2 separate regions of the Homo sapiens genome follow, and region 2 is linked to region 1. Evidence: chromatin contacts called from ENCODE Hi-C data. All regions are on one chromosome and are shown on one strand. Each heading gives the region's core, a stretch centred on a gene start or an enhancer-like site at or near the end of the contact. The rest is flanking DNA. Distances are from core to core; before and after follow the strand shown.

Evidence for each region. A loop is a pair of places that touch in the nucleus more often than their neighbours do. Pooled maps may share reads with other maps.
Region 2: a loop to region 1 is called in a map of GM12878, with 4 times the contacts of the local background. The contact joins two enhancer-like sites. A Hi-C loop is called at or near these places in 1 of 168 maps with a recorded cell type or tissue (GM12878), 5 of 37 single-sample maps with no recorded cell type and 7 of 50 pooled maps.

The regions. Positions count from the first base shown.
Region 1 is chr7:98,640,727-98,644,002 of GRCh38, forward strand. No RefSeq gene overlaps it. Among named protein-coding and RNA genes, the nearest start is that of NPTX2, 25 kb to the left of the region's middle. RefSeq lists an enhancer at 2,583-2,642. Within about 2 kb of position 1,490, at least 2 of the 41 ENCODE cell types and tissues checked have a DNase peak (open chromatin) inside an H3K27ac peak, as active enhancers do.
Region 2 is chr7:98,840,367-98,843,642 of GRCh38, forward strand. No RefSeq gene overlaps it. Among named protein-coding and RNA genes, the nearest start is that of TMEM130, 28 kb to the right of the region's middle. RefSeq lists an enhancer at 1,469-1,518. Within about 2 kb of position 1,550, at least 6 of the 41 ENCODE cell types and tissues checked have a DNase peak (open chromatin) inside an H3K27ac peak, as active enhancers do.

The DNA of each region.
Region 1 (3,276 bases), core at 240-2,739:
AATGTGGCCTGGAGCTCACGACATCACTCTGTCCTGGAAGCCAGTGATGGGATCTTTACAACAATCCTTCAACAGGATGCTCTAGATGGTGACGGCTGGAATTCATTTCAGTTTTTAAATTTTTATTTATTTTGGCCAGACACTGTGGCTCACACCTGTAATCCCAGCACTCTAGGAGGCCGAGACAAGTGGATCACCTGAGGCCAGGAGTTCAAGACCAGCCTGGCCAGCATGGTGAAACCCCATCTCTATTAAAAATACAAAAATTAGTCAGGCTTGGTGGTGCACACCTGTAATCCCAGCTACTCAGGAGGCGGAGGCAGGAGGATCACTGGAACCCAGGAGGTGAAGGTTGCAGTGAGTCAAGATTGCACCACTGCACTCCAGCCTTGGTGACAGAGTGAGACTCCCTCTTAAAAAAAAATTATTTATTTTTATTTTTTATAGAGACAGTGTCTCACTTTGCTGCCCAGGCTTGCTTCAAACTCCTAGCCTCAAGCGATCCTCCGGCCTCAGCCTCCCAGTGCGCTGAGATTACAGCTGTGAGCCACTGTGCCTGGCCTGGAATTCACTTTAGCCACACACCTCTGAAAACACAGGCCAGTTTGCTATTCCCCTTTCGCAGATGAGGAAACTGAGGCTCTGGTAAAAGAAAGGACTTGTCTAAGTTCACATGAATAATTAGGTCAAGGGAGGCCCACCTGAGGTCTGGTCCTGGACATGATGTCCTGGGGACATATTTTATGCAGAGACCTGGGGGAAACAGTGCTTAAGACGGGGCATGGGACCTCCCAACACCCCCACAGACAAACTCTCCACCCAGGCACAGGATAGTAGAAAAGTTGTTACTGGAGGCATCTGAGTGCCCCCTGGGAACCTAGGGATAGCCCCCCAGCCATCTGCAGGTGCCCAGGGGTGAGCCATGCTCCTGCTTCCCTCGCTGTCTCCCTCCCTCCCTGCTCTTTCTCTTTCAGCAAATATTTGTTGTTGCTGTTGTGAGCCGCTGCCATGGTTACAGGCATCCCCAGAGCTGAGGGTCCAAGTTGGACTTGAAACCTCTTTAAAAGTCAAGACCACAGGAAACAGCTGCTTCTTAAAACCCCGGTCCTGCAGGTGACCACATCTCATCACCCCAGGCTGTAGGCTCTGTGCCAGCTGAGGGTTTGGGGAAGTGGAAGGGGAATCTTCAGGTTTTCACCAGGCCCAGCAGCCCTGGAGTTGGGGGACAGCCTGAGACCACAAAGACCAGCCTTGGGCAGACACCTCAGCATTCCTCCCTGCCCTGAAGAGGTGCCACTCCTGCACAGCAGGGCACCAGCCTCCAATAAACCCAGGTGACTGAATTCCCGCAGGGCGCCCCTCCTCACCAGCTGTGCGACCCTGAGTGAGTCGTGGTGGTCTGACGTGTTTGCTCATCTGTGAAATCAGGGCGATGAACCCTTGTGGGCTTATTTTGAGGAGTTAAGCCTTCCAAGCTTAGGTCACGCTTGCTGAGTAGGGCGGTATGGTTGCCGACGGATGGAAAGCCCAGAGGTCTGATGTGGCACCAGCTCCAACAGATGCAAACCCTCAAGTTTGCATTTCTCTGCACAACTTCCTCTTTGGGTGATTGTGAGCTGCTGTTTTCTGCTTGGACCAGGGAGAACAATAGTCTTACACAGCAGAGACTTCTCCTGAGGACTGAAGGAGCTGACTGTATTAGCTATTGGTTGCTACGTAACGAATGACTCCAAAACTTACCAGCTGAAGACAACAAATGTTTAATATCTCACTGTTTCTGTGGGTCAGGAGTCCAGGAGTGGCCTTGCTGGGTAGTTCTGGCTCAGGGGTCTTTCATAAAGTCACAATCAAAATGTTGGCCAGGACCAGGAGCATTGGCTCATGCCTGTAATCCCAGCACTTTGGGAGACCGAGGCAGGTGGATCATTTGAGGTCAGGAGTTTGAGACCAGCCTGGCCAACATGGTGAAAACCCATCTCTAAAAAAAAAAAAAAAAATACAAAAATAAACTAGGCATGGTGGGGCATGCCTGTAGTCCCAGATACCCGGGAGGCTGAGGCATGAGAATTGCTTGAACCTGGGAGGCAGAGGATGCGGTGAGCCAAGATTGTGCCACTGCACTCCAGGCTGAGTGACAGAGTGAGACTCCACTTCAAAAAAAAAAAAAAAAAAAATAGTTGGCCAGGGCTGCAGTCCTGAAGACTGGACTGGGTGGGAGGAGCCCTTTCCATGATGGCTTCTGCGCATGGCTGTTGGCAGGAGGCCTCAGTTCCTCACAACGTGGGCCTCTCCAAAGGGTTGCTCACGGCAGTGCGTGGTAGCTCACGCCTGTAATCCCAACACTTTAGGAGGCTGAGGTGAGAGGATCGCTTGAGCTTAGGAGGTCCAGACCAGCCTGGGCAACACAGGGAGACCCCATCTCTACAAAAAGTAAAAAATTATCTAGGCATGGTGGAGCACCTATGGTCCCAGCTATTCAGGAGGCTGAAGTAGGAGGATCGCTTGAGCCCAGAGGTTGAGGCTGCAGTGAGCCATGATTGCACCACTGCACTCCAGCCTGGGCTGCAGAGAAAGACCCTGTCTCTAAAAAAAAAAAAAAAAAAAAAAAAACACAAAGGGCTGCTCATGACAGGGCAGCTGGCTTCCCAGGGTGAGCAATCTGAGAAAGCGTAATGTGGTTTATGACCTAGCCTTTGAAGACATGCCCTCACTTCTACTGTCTTGTACTGGTCACACAGACTAACCTTATTACAATATATGAGAGGCTGTGAATACCAGGTGGCAGAGATGGCTGGGGCCATCTCTGGCCCCCAGTTCCTGCTGTGAGTTTGGCTATCATGGCAAGGAAGGGACTCCCCCAGGGCCCAGCATGCAGCATATACTCAGCGTATGGGAGATGACACAGTTATTCTACAGTACACAACCCCAGAACCTAGAATGCCTCAGGGTTGGAGAAGGAAATGCAGGAAAGAGACCAGACCCAGAAGTGGGACCGCAGGCCCCAATGGAGGCACATTTCCTGGACCAGGCAAAGAGACCTGGTGCCCAGCCCTGCTGTGCCAGGTGGAGAAGGGGCAGGAGGAGGACCCCAGTGAGGATACAAGCTTGCAGGAGCCAGGTCACCAGCTCAGAGCCAGGGCAGCCCAGGTCAGTCAATGGCCAGGAATCCAGCTGAACCCTGCACCCTGCCTGTCCCTGCCCCACAGATCAGGGAGGCATCTGGAGTGGGTGGAGTGGGCCCCCTGGGTGCTCTTGTCCTTGGAGTTCCCCTCTGAA
Region 2 (3,276 bases), core at 300-2,799, 200 kb after region 1:
CCCTCCTTCATCTCCCCACCACAACCCTGCTCCGGGGCCCTGAAGCAGCTGATCCCCATCATCTGATGGAAGGGAGTGGCAGCCGGGACTTGCACGCCTCTGAGCCACTGTCCCCAATGCCCAGCAGAAAACAGGTCAGAAAGATGCCTGCAGAGGGAGGAGTTCACTTAGGAGCTTCCCCTCCCCAGTGAGAAGCTCAGCTCGGGAGACTATAGGGCAAGGGTTGCTGTGGGTCACATGTAGAGCCGGTGAGAAGCTGGAAAATACAGCACAGTCTGGAGAGGGGGTCAGGGAGGAGGTGGGCAGCTCCCTCAGTCTCTCTTCACACCTCTTCCTATAGAATCTTCCATTCCCAGCTGGAAAATACAGCACAGTCTGGAAAGGGGGTCAGGGAGGAGGTGGGCCGCTCCCTCAGTCTCTCTTCACACTTCTTCCTATAGAATCAACAGCCCTAGGAGGTATGAAGTGGTGTCTCATTGTGGTTTGGATTTGCATTTCCTTAATGACCAATGACATCGTGCATCTTTCCATGGGCTTATTGGCCATTTGTATATTTTCTTTGGCTAGATGTCTATTCAAGTCCTTTGCCCATTTTTTTTTAAAGTGGGTTATCTTTTAATTGCTGAGTTGTGTGATTCATGATGGTCAACAAGCTGGGAAAAAATGGGCAGGTATCTAGGCTCTGCTGGGTCCCGAGGGCAGCGAGCTGTGGATGCCTCCACAATGTTTCCTGAATGAATGCCTAGAAAAACACACCAACGCACCCTTTCCCTCTTTTTCTCTCTCTCTCTCTTTTTTTTTAAAGACACAGGGTCTTGCTCTGCCACCTAGGCTGGAGTGCGGTGGTGTGATCCTAGGTCACTGCAGCCTCCAACTCCTGGGCTCAAGCAATCCTCCTACCTCAGCCTCCCTAGTAGTTGCGACTACAGGCACCCACCATCATGCCCAGCTAATTTTTTTAATTTTATTTTTTGTAGAGATGGGGTCTCGCTGTGCTGCCCAGGCTGTGTCTCACATTCCTGGCCTCAAACGATCCTCCCACTTTGGCCTCTCAAAGTGCTGAGATTACAGCGAGTTCCCTCTTTATCCACATGGTACAACATGAAAAAACAAAAGCTTGGACAGATTCAGTGGCTGGCCCAAGGTCACAGAGCCAGGCTGGAACACAGATCTCCATTTCCTCAACCCACAGTCAAACTATCTTGTGGCTGTAGCTGTTGACTCATGCTGACCTGTAGATTTCTCGGAAAAGCTATTGGGCAAGAAAAAGAAGAGGCAAAACAAAAGTGACCTCCTCTTCTGAAAAGATTTCTCAAGGGCCAGAGTCCCAGGAATGTCTTCTGTCCTGGAAGGGGCTGAAGGTTCTAGAAGTTGGTTGCCAGCTTGGCTGTTTCACCAATGTGAATGTGAGTATATGTGTGTGCGTACAGTGTGCCTGTGTGTTCATGCAGGTGTGTCGGCAGGTGCTGCAATGCCAGGACCCTGCCCATCCATGCCCCTCTGCCCGCCATGCCCCCCGGTGCACCTGGCAGAGGCTGGGAGCCTGCAGAAAGCATAGCCGGTCAGACACTGCCACCTGCTGGACATACTGGGCACAGCATGCAGATGGCTTGGGGCCCTGGCACTTCATCTCCTAGATCTTCTAAGGCCCCCAGAAAGTAGTGTCCTCCATCACCCCTCATTGCCTATGTGGGCCTCTCTAGAAAACACTTACAGGGTGTAATCTCAGCACTTTGGGAGGCCTGTAATCCCAGCACTTTGGGAGGCCAAGGCGGGCGGATCACCCTGAGCTCAGGAGTTCAAGACCAGCCTGGCTAACACAGTGAAACCCTGTCTCTACTAAAAATATAAAAATTAGCCGGGCATGGTGGCGGGTGCCTGTAATCCCAGCTACTTGGGAGGTTGAGGCAGGAGAATTTCTTGAACCCGGGAGGCAGAGGTTGTAGTGAGCTGAGATCGCGCCATTGCGCTCCAGCCTGGGTGACTGAGCAAGACTCCGTCTCAACAAATAAATAAATAAATATATATATATATATACACACACACACATACATACATACATATATATATATATAAAGGAAAACACCTACTGATGAAATTTTATATAAAGGAAAACACCTACTGATGAAATTTTTGGCACTATGAACCCCTTTAAGTCAAGTCAAGCCCTCTTCTCAGAATAATGTTTTCAAAAGCATAATATAAAATAGTGCTGGACACACTGGCTCACACCTATAATCCCAGCACTTCAGGAGGCTGAGGCAAGAGGATCACCTGAGGCCAGGAGTTCGAGACAAACCTGGGCAACACAGCAAGACCCCATCTTTACAAAAAAAATTTTTTTTAATTAGCCAGGTGTGGTGACTTATACCTGTGATCCTAGCACTTTGGGAGGCCAAGGCAGGAGGATCACTTGAGGCCAGGAGTTCAAGACCAGTCTGGGCAACACAGCAAGACCCCTATCTCTACAAAAACTTTCTTAAAAAATTAGCCACCTATAATCTCAGCACTTTGAGAGGCCAAGGCAGGAGGATTGCTTGAGGCCAAGAGTTTGAGACCAGCCTGGGCAACATAGCAAGACCCCGTCTCAACAGAAAATTTAAAAGTCAGCTGGGTGTGGCAATGGACACCTGTGGTACCAGCTACTTGGGAGGCTGAGGTGGGAGGATCGCTTGAGCCCAGGAGTTCGAGGCTGCAGTGAGCTGTGATCACACTACTGCACTCCAGCCTGGGGGACAGAGCAAGACCCTGTCTCTAAACAAATACATAAATAAAGATGTAATTTTTCCCATCCAAGTACCTCAATGCTCTCCATGGATCCCTTGGGGATTAGGGTAGCTCAGTTTAAGAGACTCTGACCCATTCCCTGCCTGATGACCCTGGAGCCTCCTCGGCCCGTTGGCCCACTACCACATGGGACCCAGCTTAGCTTGCTCCCTCAGCCCCTGCCACACTGTCTACAGCCCACCTGCTCTCCCAGCCTCCAGCCTCTGACCTTTCCTCCTCAACACAGAACAAGGCACCACTCTCAGAAGCCAGGCCAGTGGCTTTCTGCTCCAAGGATGGATAATTGCCCGATCTGATGTCCAAGAGGCCGCCATGCCAGAAGGGGCCCACACCGCAGTCCCTCTCTCCAGGATTCAGGGAGGGAGGCCCCTGCCTCCTGACACCTGGACATCACCACGTCTCACACCAGGGCTTCCGGGCCATTTGTCCTGACCTATGGGGTCTTCTGGACAGTCTGGACAGACATTGAGTTTGTTCCTTAGAGTCTTG